Linked DNA regions of Homo sapiens: all the other regions are linked to region 3. Evidence: chromatin contacts called from ENCODE Hi-C or POLR2A ChIA-PET data. All regions are on one chromosome and are shown on one strand. The core of a region is the stretch at or near the end of the contact, and the rest is flanking DNA. Distances in the headings are between cores, read along the strand shown.

Region 1 (2,700 bases), core at 149-2,648, 110 kb after region 3:
CCCTGATGCCCAATTCTGTCCCTGACAGCTGAGCTGTGGGTCTCCTGCTATATTTGCCTATGTCGATGATCAGGGCCACATTACAAGTGTGTTGGGGGGGGGGCACGTAAGGGACATGGGTGTATGTGTGTGATCCCTGTGTGCATGGCTAGATGATTCTCCCAGGGGGGTTGTCAGCCGCCTGGGCATCAGTTGGTCAGTGTGTCCAAGGCCTGTGGGTACATCTGGGCAACCCAGTGTGTGTGTGTGTGTGTGTGTCTGTGTGTTGTGTTGTGACAGCCAGTGTTGCTTTGTATCTGTGACGCTGTGTATCTCTTTGTATTGGGGTCCTTTGCATTCACTTCCAGGTGTTTGGTGTGTGTTTATGTGACATTGTGTATCTTCCCTTCATTAGTGTCATCTTATTTATTTAGTTATTTTTTTTCAGACAGGGTCTTGCTCTGTCACCCAGGTTGGAGTGCAATGGCACTATCATGGCTCACTGCACCCTTGACCTCCCCGGGCTCAAGGGATCCCCCCACTTCAGCCTCCTAAGTAGCTGGGACCACAGGCATCCACCACCACACCCAGCTAATTTTTGTATTTTTGGTAGAGAGGGGTTTTGCCATGTTGTCCAGGCTGGTCTTGAACTCCTGAGCTCAAGCAATCCACTGGCCTCGGCCTCTCAATCATCAGTGTCATTCTGTACATCGGGGTGTACTGCCACAACTGCCAGTGTGTTCTGGCACTGCGATGTGTGTGTGTTGTGTATGTGTCTGCGTGTAGGAATTGTGTGTCTGGAAGGTGTCAGCGTGTGGCTGTGTGATCTTGCATGTGTCTGTGTTCTGCAGGAACATGCGTCAGTGTGTGTGCATCAGTGTGCATCTCTATGTGTCATGCACTGGTGTGTCTTCGTGTATATCAGTGTGTGTCTACGTGACGCCTGCTTTGGTGTATGTCTATACGCGGTTCCTTGTTGTGTGCCTGGATACCATGGTGGGACGGTGCATGTCAGAGCGTGGGTCGTGGGTGTTTTCCCAGACTGCTGTGTGTGTGTGCCCGTGTGTAGGGGTTGTGTGTCTGTGCCTTGTGTGCACTGGTGTCCGAGTGTGCTTTGTGTTCGAAGGCGGAACGTGTGGCCAGGCGTTCTGGACGTGACATGTGTGGCGGGGTCCGAGTCCCGCTGCGTGTCAGCGTGTGTCTGCGCTGGAACGCGGGCCAGCACGTGTCAGGGCGGCCGCGTCGGTGTGCGCCCCCGCGCGCGCGTGTGCGTGTGTTCGTGTGTGTGTGTGCATGTGTGTGCTTGTGTGTGTGCGCCGGCCGCCGCTCCCCCGCCCTGCCCGCCCCTCCCCGCGCCCCTCCTCCCGCCCGCGCCGCCCGCCCGCTCCCTCTCCCCGGAGTGCGCCGCTTCCAAACTTTGTCTAAACTTTCACTTTCACAGCGCGGCGGCTGCGGCGGCGGCGGCGGCGGGCGAGGGTGACCGGCCGAGCGGCGGCGGCATGGAGTAGACGCGCGGCGGCAGCGGCGGCGGCGGCGGACGCGAGAGGCAGCGGCGAGCGCGGCGGCGGCGGCGGCAGCGGCGGCCCCGGAGCCGGCGGGGCCGAGCTTGCGAGCGGCGAGCGCGGAGCGGCGCCGGGCCGAGCGCGGGGCCGCGGGCCGGGCGGGCGCAGCGCGGCGGAGGCCGGAGGAGCCGAGCCGGAGCCCGAGCCCGAGCGCGGCCGCCGCCTGCCGGGCCTCCCCTCGCCGCGGCCGGCCGCCGCGCTCCCGCCCGGGCGCCCAGCTATGTACTCCCCGTACTGCCTCACCCAGGTACCGGCCGCCGCCCCCGCGCGACCGGGGGAGGGGAGCGGGCGCGGGAGGCCGGCCGGCGGCGCGGGCGGAGGGGACGCGCGGCGGCCGGGAAGGGGGGGCCGAGAGCCCGCGGGCCGCCGAGGGGTGCAGGCTGTGCCGCGGGGAGCCCAGGCACGCGTGCGGGCGTCACCGTGCGCGTGCGACCCTGGCCACCGGGCGGACTCCTTTTGGGGGTTCCGGGGGTGGCCAGCTGCGTCGTGGCGCTGCCCGTGGAGCGCAGGCGGGAGTGCGTGTACGTGTGTGTGTGTGTGTGTGTGTGTGTGTGCGCGCTCGACTGGGGTGCGATGGGCAGCGGGACTCCGGCTGACCTGTGGGCTACTGTAGCGCGCACCCGGGCAGCGTGGTCGCTGGCAGTGTTTGCGGGGTTGACAGAGTGGCAAGAGGGTGGTCCCGAGGGCGCAGAGGGGACACTGGGTCCCGCGACGCTTCCTGGGGAGGGCGCAGCGGTTCCCGAGGGTGGCAGTGGCCGGCGTGCGTGGCGGCGGCCCTTGCGTGCGGCCGGGGTGCCTGGGGTGGGCCGAGCGGCCCGGGCGTCTCCCCAAAGTCTTTGTTTAGGCCTCACATGGGAGCGGGGCTAAGAAAATGGCGGGGCTCCCAAATTTCGGAGGGGCAGGGGAGGGGAGAGGGGGGCGGGCGCGCTGCCAGCGGTGGCCGCGCCTCTCCGACCCCGGACGTCGCAGCCTCTGCCCCCCCACCCCCAAACTTTCCTCGGCGCAAACTTTCTGGCCCCAGCGACCCGGGCTGCTGCGGAGTGGACCCGGCAGGCCTGGGGAATCCCGTCCCGTCGCCTGGAGGCGGGAGGGGCGGGAGGCAGCCGTGGACACAGCCGACAGTGCTGCGGCCACACCGTCGGGTCAGCCTCGGGCACAA
Region 2 (2,700 bases), core at 201-2,700, 110 kb before region 3:
TTTTCTTTTTTTCTTCTTCTTGAGACAAGAGTCTCGCTCTGTTGCCCAGGCTGGAGTGCAATGGCTCAATCTCAGCTCACTGCATCCTCCACCTCCCAGGTTCAAGTGATTCTCATGTCTCAGCCTCCCAAGTAACTGGGATTACAGGTGCACACCACCCCACCCAGCTAATTTTTGTATTTTTAGTAGAGATGGGGTTTCAACTTGTTGGCCAGGCTGGTCTTGAACTCCTGGCCCCAGGTGATCCACCCACTTTAGCCTCTCAAAGTGTTGGGATTACAGGCATGAGCCACTGCGCCCAGCCTGGAAGTTAATTTTTATGGTTGTGTATGTGTTGCTTGTCACTAGAATGATGGCTGTGTGGGGCAGGTTTTTGTCTGTGTTATTCCTTGCTGAATGCCCAGGCCTGGCACAGGGTGAGTACTCCATAGATGAATGGATGAACAAATGGTTGATCACCAGACATCTGTCCCTCTTCCTGCCCATCACCCAGGACATGTGCCTAGCTGGCCCGTCCCTGGTCATCTCTTCACCAGTCTGTCCTCTAATCAGGAGTCCACTTGTCACCTTCAGCTTCCAGTTGGGACCTGGATCTTCCGAGATGCCCTGGAGCCATGCCTCGTTGAACCAGGAGGGGTCTCTGGGGGCGAGAAGGTGGGATGAGCAGACTGGGGGACACTTTTGGGATCCTCCCCTTCAGCTCCACTCACATCTGGTTCAGCACATAGGCTACGGCAAGGCCGCTGCTCAGGTCCTGAGGGCTGGCACAGGGAGACGGAACGTGGAACGTCTGTAACTGAGGGGTAAAGGAAAGGACAAGGAAAGAGTTAGGGCCTGGGAGCGCCGAACCGCTCCCCTTTTGCAGACTTTTCCAGTCAGCGAACCTCACATGGTGGGGCGGGCGCTGCTCCGCCACAGCAGCTCTGCGAGGGACTGGCTTCTGCTCACCTGAGACCGGAGGGGGCGTGGCCTCACCTCACCTCTGCCCAACAAACCCTGCGCGTCCAGGCCAGGGTGGTATCGCGAGTCACCTGGGCCCCACAGGCACCACGTGACCAGGCCAATTCACCTGTGTCCTCGCCCCACGTGAACCAACCACAGAGGGGCGGGGCCTCACCTGTCCTTTCCACGCAGACTTGCCACGTGACGGGGGCGGGTGCTCGGGCCAGAGTCCAACGGTCCAGCAAGTCGACGACCCCGCACCTCCCAGCCCCAGCACCAAGAGACTGACCGAACCAGGGCCAGGGATCCCGGGCAAGAGGAGCGGGCGCTCACCTTCCCCTAGCCCCGCCCCACGACCTACCCAGGTGAGCAGAGACCCGCATAGCTCAGCTTTGTCCACGCTCATGGCTCCCGATCGGATTCAATCCAGGCCACGGAGCCCCGGCGCCGCAGCAGCCTCCGGGTCCGCCACCAGCGAGCGCCCGCAGCCCCGACCTCCCGCTCGGCCTAGAGCGCCGCCCCGCCCCGCCCCCCTAGGCGCAGGCCCCGCCCCGCCCCCAAGCCCAGGCTCCGCCTCGGAACGTAATCTCCTCCCTACGCCCGCTCTTGCCTCCAGCCCCGCCATCTTGGATCCGGGCACCGTTCGGGCGCCCGCCCTGCCGCTAGGGGTCAGCCTGGCCCAGCCTTGTGCATCCGAGGGTGGTCCCACCTCCCATCCTCGCCCTGGCCCTTTTTGGGGTGGGAGGTCCTCAAGATCCTTTTGAGACGGAGGTGCTCCACCCTGTTACACAAGCGCATTCACGTCTTTTCCCTGCAACTTAAGTAAATTCTTTTTTTTTTTTTTTTTTTTTTTGAGACGGAGTCTCGCTGTCGCCCAGGCTGGAGTGCAGTGGCGCAATCTCGGCTCACTGCAGGCTCCGCCCCCTGGGGTTCACGCCATTCTCCTGCCTCAGCCTCCCGAGTAGCTGGGACTACAGGCGCCCGCCACCTCGCCCGGCTAATTTTTTGTATTTTTAGTAGAGACGGGGTTTCACCGTGTTAGCCAGGATGGTCTCGATCTCCTGACCTCGTGATCCGCCCGCCTCGGCCTCCCAAAGTGCTGGGATTACAGGCGTGAGCCACCGCGCCCGGCCTTAAGTAAATTCTTGTGTCTAACCACTTTATAATCGGAGCCGTTGTGCGGGGAGGGGCGAGCCCTGGCACTTTCTATGGACTGGGAGAGGGGATGCTAAAGGGGTTTTCCCGCCGGACGCGGTGGCTCTCGACTGTAATCCCAGTATTTTGGGAGGCCTAGGAGGGAGAATTAATTTGGATAGAAGTTGGAGACCAGCCTCTCTTCAAAAAATTTAAAAATTACCCAGGTAGCGGTGGCTCACGCCTGTAATCCCAGCACTTTGGGAGGCCGAGGCGGGCGGATCACGAGGTCAGGTGTTCGAGACCAGCCTGGCCAACATGGTGAAACCCCGTCTCTACTAAAAATACTAAAAATTAGCTGGGCGTGGTGGCGCACGCCTGATTTCAGCTACTCGGGAGGCTGAGGCAGGAGAATCGCTTGAACCCTGGAGGCGGAGGTTGCAGTCAGCCGAGATCGTACCACTGCACTCCAGGGGGCAACAGTGCAAGACTCCTCAAAAAAAAAAAAAAAAAAATTAGCCAGACATGTTGGCGTGTTTCTGTGGTCCTAGCTCCTAGCTCTACAGAGGCTGAGGTGGGAGGATAGCTTGAGCCCAGGAGGTCGAGACTGCAGTGAGCCGTGAT
Region 3 (2,700 bases), core at 59-2,558:
GAGTCTCGGGCGGCGGCGGATATTGCGCCCCGGAGGCCTCGCTGGGCGCCAGAGCGCAGGTCTGGGGCGCGCCACCGGGCTCCGGGCCCGAGAAGTTGGTGAGGAGGAGATCCAGGTCCCAGGTGGCGTCCGCGCCCCTCTCATCGTCCTCTTCCTCCCCGGGCTGGTCCTCAGACTTCACGTGGAGGGGCGGCTCCGTGGGGTCAGGAGGACCCGGGCCCATGTCCTGCGCCTCTTCGGAGCGCCACCACTGCGGGAGGGAGCAGGCAGCTCGAGGTTCGGTGGACACTGGGGTGCCCTGCCCAGGGACATCGCGGGCTGGACACTCTGACGCAGAGGCTTTGGAAAGGGGTCTTGTTTGCCTGTCTGTCTGTCCCACTTCCCCAACACTGCCCCTCTAACCGCCCCTCTCCCCGCTCCCCCCCCAGCTCCAGGGACAGAAACCGATCAGGTCTGGCTGGAGACAGGAGATAAGACTTCCACTATCTGGAACCACACTCGGGGATGGGGGAAGGGGTAGCAGAGCTGCTGGAGATGGAAAACTGGCAGGGGACGGGGGAGAGGATGCCAGCCTTGACTTAGTTTTCCCCCAGAACATCCCTCTCCTTCCCTGTCTCCCAAAACAAGATTAATTCCGAAATTTTGGATGTCCCCCAGACACACTCATCATTTCCCGCTGATATCTGGAAGATTGTCTGTGAGCCTAGATCTCGTTCCTTTTTTTTTTTTTTTTTCTTGAGATAGGGTCTTACTCTTTTGCCCAGGCTGGAGTGCAGTGGTGCAGCTCACTGTATCCTTAATCTCCTGGGCTCTAATGATCCTCCTGCATCAGCCTACGGAGTACCTGGGACTACAGGCACACGCCCCCATGCCTGGCCTAATGTTTTTGGTATTTTTTGTAGAGATAGGGTTTCACCATGTTGCCCAGGCTACCTTCGTTTTCTATTACCGAAATAGATCACACTTAGAACCTCAAACCCCTAGACCACCCTCCTCACCCCCTGCCAGACTAAGCTGAGATCTCCTCTCCTGGACTGAGCGTACCTCAGTCCTGGTTAAGTCTCTTGATTTCAGGTCAAGATGCAGGTCTGGACCCCAAGATCTGTGACTGTGGCCCTGGATTCCAGCCAGCCCACCTAGACCCCACCTTCTAGGCCCCACCTTGAGGAAGTCATCCTGTGTGTCCGGGAAGGGGCCCAGGGCGGTCAGTGTGCTGATGGAGGGCAAGGCGGTCTCGGCTGTGGCCATGGCTGGCTGGTGCCCACCCTGGGCCTCAAGCCTCCTCTTCCTCGGCTGCCTCGTGAACTCTGAGGCTGTGATAGCCCCTTCGAGGGCTCCTCTCTGTCCTTAGCTGATTGGCTGCAGCCTCTGATAAGGCAAAGCAAGGCAAGGCGGCGGGGGGGCACTGTTTCTGGGGCACAAACTTCACGTTGGCCTGTCTGGGGCTGGGGTTAAAGACTAACCCTGTGTCCAAAGCCAAGTCAAATATCAAGGGTTGGGGGGTTCAGGGTTTGAGGGTCCAGGTGCTGGGTAAAAACAGACATTGGGTCTCCAAAGAAGGAGAGACTTGGGGGTCTTCCCTCAGTTAACTTTCCTGGAAAAGGCAGAAAGGGTATTCTGGGAAGAAGCTGTGGGACCCCCTGTCCCCCTGATTGAGGCTCCACAGCCCTCCCCCTCCCCAGTAAACAGCAACAACCGTGCTGATGGCGGGACTTGGCACGAGCTCCCCGCCAAGCATTATCAGACACCCCAGACGTTGGAGGCTGCTATCAGGTGGGGGCCCAGGCCAGCTAGAGCTCTGTCCTCCGGTGAAGGGGAGGGCTGGGAGTTGGGTCTTCAAATTAGCCTGGCGTTCAATTTGCCTGGGTTGGGACCTCCCAGGGTCTCAGCCCTGCAGCAGGAGGAAGCCCCTGACAACTGGCCCACCATTGTCTACTGGGGACCCTTGGGTGGCACTGCATGGGACTGCATGGAGGCTGGTTCAGTGCCAGCTGCTTTAGTGCGATGGGGGCAGCCAAGGGAAAAGTGACCCTCTCTCCTCCTGGGTGGGATAGGACCGTTGGATCAAGCCACAGGCAGTACCTGACCTGCAGGAGACCAGTGCCCTGGCTCTGGGCCTGGCTGCTCCTTGATTCTGCCCAACATGAGGAGAGGATCTGAGTTTCTACAACAGGAACCTCCACTCTGGTGCCCTGGGAGCCTGGGAAGGGGACATGGATACGTATTACAGACACATAACTCATAGTCACTCATTGGAAGACTGAGGCAGGAGGATCACTTGACACCAGGATTTCAAGACCAGCCTGGGCAACATAAAACCTATCTCTCCAACAAAAAGCTGTGAGTGGTGGTGCATGCCCATAGTCCCAGCTACTCAGGAGGCTGAGGTGGGAGGATTGCCTGAGCCCAGGAGGTCGGGACTGCACTGAACTATAATCACACCACTGCAGTCCAGCCTGGGGCACAGAAAGCAAGACTCTGTCGCTGGAAAAAAAAAAAAGTTGGGTGGCCATCTTTATTCCTGGCAGATCAACCTGGGTGACACAAACAAAAACAAGGCCAGGTGCGGTGGTTCACACCTGTAACCCCAGCACTTTGGGAAGCCAAGGTGGGGAGATCACTTGAGGTCAGGAGTTCGAGACCAGACTGGCCAACAGGATGAAGCCCTCTCTCTGCTAAAAATACAAAAATTAGCTGGGC
Region 4 (2,700 bases), core at 133-2,632, 91 kb after region 3:
AAGGCAGGTGGATTCATTGAGCTCACAAGTTCGCAACCAGCCTGGCCAAAATGGCAGAACTATGTCTCCACAAAAATATATTAAAAATTAGCTGGGCGCCGGGCGTGGTGACTCATGCCTGTAATCTCAGTACTTTGGGAGGCTGAGGCGGGTGGATGACCTGAGATCAGGTGTTCAAGACCAGCCTGGCCAACATGGCGAAACCCCGTCTCTACTAAAAATATAAAAATTAGCCAGGCGTGGTGGCGCGTGCCTGTAATCCCAGCTACTTGGGAGGCTGAGACAGGAGAATCGCTTGAACCCAGGAGGCGGAGGTTGCAGTGAGCCAAGATGGCGACACTGCACTCCAGGCTGGGCGACAAAGCAAGACTCCATCTCAAAAAAAAAAAAAAAAAAAATTAGCTGGGCATGGTGGTGTGTACCTGGAACCCCAGCTACTCAGGAGGCTGAGGTGGGAGAATGGCTTGAGCCTGGGAGGCAGAGGTTGCAGTGAGCCAAGGTTGTGCCACTGCTTTCCAGCCTGGGTGATAGAGCCAGACCTTGTCTCAAAAAAAAAAAAAAAAAAGAAAGAAAGCTCTCAATTTTGTAAGGTAGCCTTTGGATTCTAAATTCTTGGAGCTAGATTCTGGGTCTGGTGGATTCTAGTTTTGAGCAATAGGATCTAGATTTTTGGAATCTGAATCCCGGAGTATGGTTTCAGTGGCACCATCATAGTTCACTGCAACCTCAGACATGTGCCACTACACCCAGCTAATTTTTAAGTTTTTTGTAGAGATAAAGTCTTGCTATGTTGCCTATCGTGTCCCAAACTCCTGGCATCAAGTGATCCTCACGCCTTGGCCTCCCAAAATGCTGAGATTATAGCTGTGAGCCACCACGCCTGGCTGAGTTCGTGGATCTGGAGTATAGATCTTGGTATGATTGGAATCTTTTTTTTTTTTTTTTGAGATGGAGTCTCACTCTGTTGCCCAGGCTGGAGGGCAGTGGCGCAATCTCAGCTCACTGCAAGCTCCGCCTCCCAGGTTCAAGCGATTCTCCTGCCTCAGCCTCCTGAGTAGCTGGGATTACAGGTGCCCACTACCACACCCAGCTAATTTTTATATTTTTAGTAGAGACGGGGTTTCGCCATGTTGGTCAGGCTGGTCTCGAACCCCTGACCTCAAGTGATCTGCCTGCCTTGGCCTCCCAAAGTGCTGGGATTACAGGCATGAGCCACCGTGCCCAGCCCGGTATGATTGGACTCTAGATGCTGATCCTGGGTCCTGGGATCTGGATTACCGGCTCTTAGTTCTGTATCTGCGTTCCTGCTTCTGGACTTCAGTCTCTGGGCCTGTGTGCTCTGTGTCCTCTCTGTCCACAGCTCCAAGTTCAGCAACTGGGCGGCTGCCTGTCGTCCCTCCATGGATGGGTGCAGAGACCACCTATGGCCACCAGGGGACACCCTTGGTCTACATTTGGTCCAAGCTGCCCGACTGGAGGAGGAGTCTGGGACCACTGTGGCCCAGTTGGACTCAGCCCTTTCAGGAGGACCAGGGGCTGGACATCACTTTCCCCCACTTCCATCCCAGTCTCTGCTGGGACCTGAAATCTGTCAGCCCCCACTGACTCAAACGTGGAGAACTGGACTGAGCACCCCCACAGTGTTCTGAACAGTACCGTGGGACAAGGTGCCTGCCCAGTGAGTAGGTCAGACCCAGGGTTGAAGCCATGTGTGTCCATGAGGGTGACAATGAGTGTCTGAAAACGTGTCCAGGTGTGAAGGCGAGGGTGCACCATTCATCAGGAGTGGCCACATATGACAGCATTGCTAAGAAGTGTGAGCCTGGGAGGCGCGGTGGCTCAGGCCTGTTGTCCTGGCGCATAAGAAAGTGAGGCCCAAGGCCGGGCGGGCGGATCACGAAGTCAGGAGTTCGAGACCAGCCTGACCAACATAGTGAAACCCCGTCTCTACTAAAAATACAAAAATTAGCCTGTCGTGGTGGCGCGTGCCTGTAATCCCAGCTACTTGGGAGGCTGAGGTATGAGAATTGCTTGAACCCAGAAGGCGAAGGTTGCAGTGAGCTGAGATAGTGCCACTGCACTCCAGCCTGGGCAACAAGAGCAAGACTCCGTCTCAAAAAAAAAAAAAAAAAAAAAAAAGTGAGGCCAGGCGTTCAAGCCCTCATCTATGTAACAAAACAACAACAACGACAACAAAAATGTGAACCTGTGTGTTGGATGGTGTGTGGCCACCACTCACTGTATTCACATGTCTGATAAGGTCCTCATGAGACAGTGCACCTACACGGTTGTGTCTATAACTGGGAGATGTCACCAGGAGCCCTTGTATGAGTCCGTGTCCATGTCATATTCATGTGTCTGCGTCTATGATTGTGTCACTAGGAATCTATAGGTATCCATAGGTATGACTGGGACCATCTAGGGGAAGTGTCACTGGGTGACGGTGTCCTGGAGTGTCAGAAACAGTGTCCTGGCTGGGTGCAGGACCTGTAATCCCAGCACTTTGGGAGGCTGAGGCGGGCAGATCACCTAGGTCAGGAGTTCAAGACCAGCCTGGCCAACATGGTGTAACAGTGTCTCTACTAAAAATACAAAAATTAGCCAGGCATGGTGGTGTGTGCCTATAATCCCAGCTACTAGGGAGGCTGAGGTGGGAGAATCGCTTGAACCTGGGAGGCAGAGGTTGTAGTGAGCTGAGAT

The links. Hi-C counts contacts between places; a loop is a spot of excess contacts on that map. ChIA-PET counts read pairs that join two places held with the same protein, here RNA polymerase II (POLR2A). Pooled maps may share reads with other maps.
Region 1: a loop to region 3 is called in a pooled map, with 4 times the contacts of the local background. The contact joins the promoter of NFIX here to the promoter of KLF1 in region 3. A Hi-C loop is called at or near these places in 4 of 50 pooled maps.
Region 2: a loop to region 3 is called in a pooled map, with 4 times the contacts of the local background. The contact joins the promoter of HOOK2 here to the promoter of KLF1 in region 3. A Hi-C loop is called at or near these places in 1 of 168 maps with a recorded cell type or tissue (naive thymus-derived CD4-positive, alpha-beta T cell), 1 of 37 single-sample maps with no recorded cell type and 10 of 50 pooled maps. POLR2A ChIA-PET finds 5 or more read pairs at or near these places in 22 of 52 experiments (A673, AG04450, B cell and 17 more).
Region 4: a pooled map shows a loop between it and region 3 (2.6-fold over the local background). The contact joins the enhancer-like site here to the promoter of KLF1 in region 3. A Hi-C loop is called at or near these places in 45 of 168 maps with a recorded cell type or tissue (A673, B cell, CD14-positive monocyte and 29 more), 37 of 37 single-sample maps with no recorded cell type and 37 of 50 pooled maps. POLR2A ChIA-PET finds 5 or more read pairs at or near these places in 27 of 52 experiments (B cell, CD4-positive, alpha-beta T cell, CD4-positive, alpha-beta memory T cell and 20 more).

Annotation. Positions count from the first base shown.
Region 1 is chr19:12,994,077-12,996,776 of GRCh38, forward strand. It overlaps NFIX (nuclear factor I X), which reads left to right and starts at 1,399. Exons shown (of 11, transcript NM_001365902.3): 1 at 1,399-1,788. The coding sequence starts at 1,762. RefSeq lists a silencer at 1,346-1,505 and an enhancer at 1,680-2,268.
Region 2 is chr19:12,774,102-12,776,801 of GRCh38, forward strand. It overlaps HOOK2 (hook microtubule tethering protein 2), which reads right to left and starts at 1,451. Exons shown (of 23, transcript NM_013312.3): 1 at 1,304-1,451; 2 at 711-796; 3 at 568-640. The coding sequence starts at 1,348. RefSeq lists enhancers at 373-1,053, 1,054-1,732, a cis regulatory region at 1,269-1,910 and a silencer at 1,295-1,514.
Region 3 is chr19:12,885,893-12,888,592 of GRCh38, forward strand. KLF1 (KLF transcription factor 1) reads right to left here and starts at 1,309. Exons shown (of 3, transcript NM_006563.5): 1 at 1,162-1,309; 2 at 1-250. The coding sequence starts at 1,248. RefSeq lists a cis regulatory region at 199-2,039, enhancers at 339-600, 1,164-1,504, 1,613-1,951 and a promoter at 1,243-2,261.
Region 4 is chr19:12,976,594-12,979,293 of GRCh38, forward strand. No RefSeq gene overlaps it. Among named protein-coding and RNA genes, the nearest start is that of DAND5, 8.4 kb to the left of the region's middle. Within about 2 kb of position 1,383, at least 3 of the 41 ENCODE cell types and tissues checked have a DNase peak (open chromatin) inside an H3K27ac peak, as active enhancers do; they include heart right ventricle, where a contact is called at or near this core.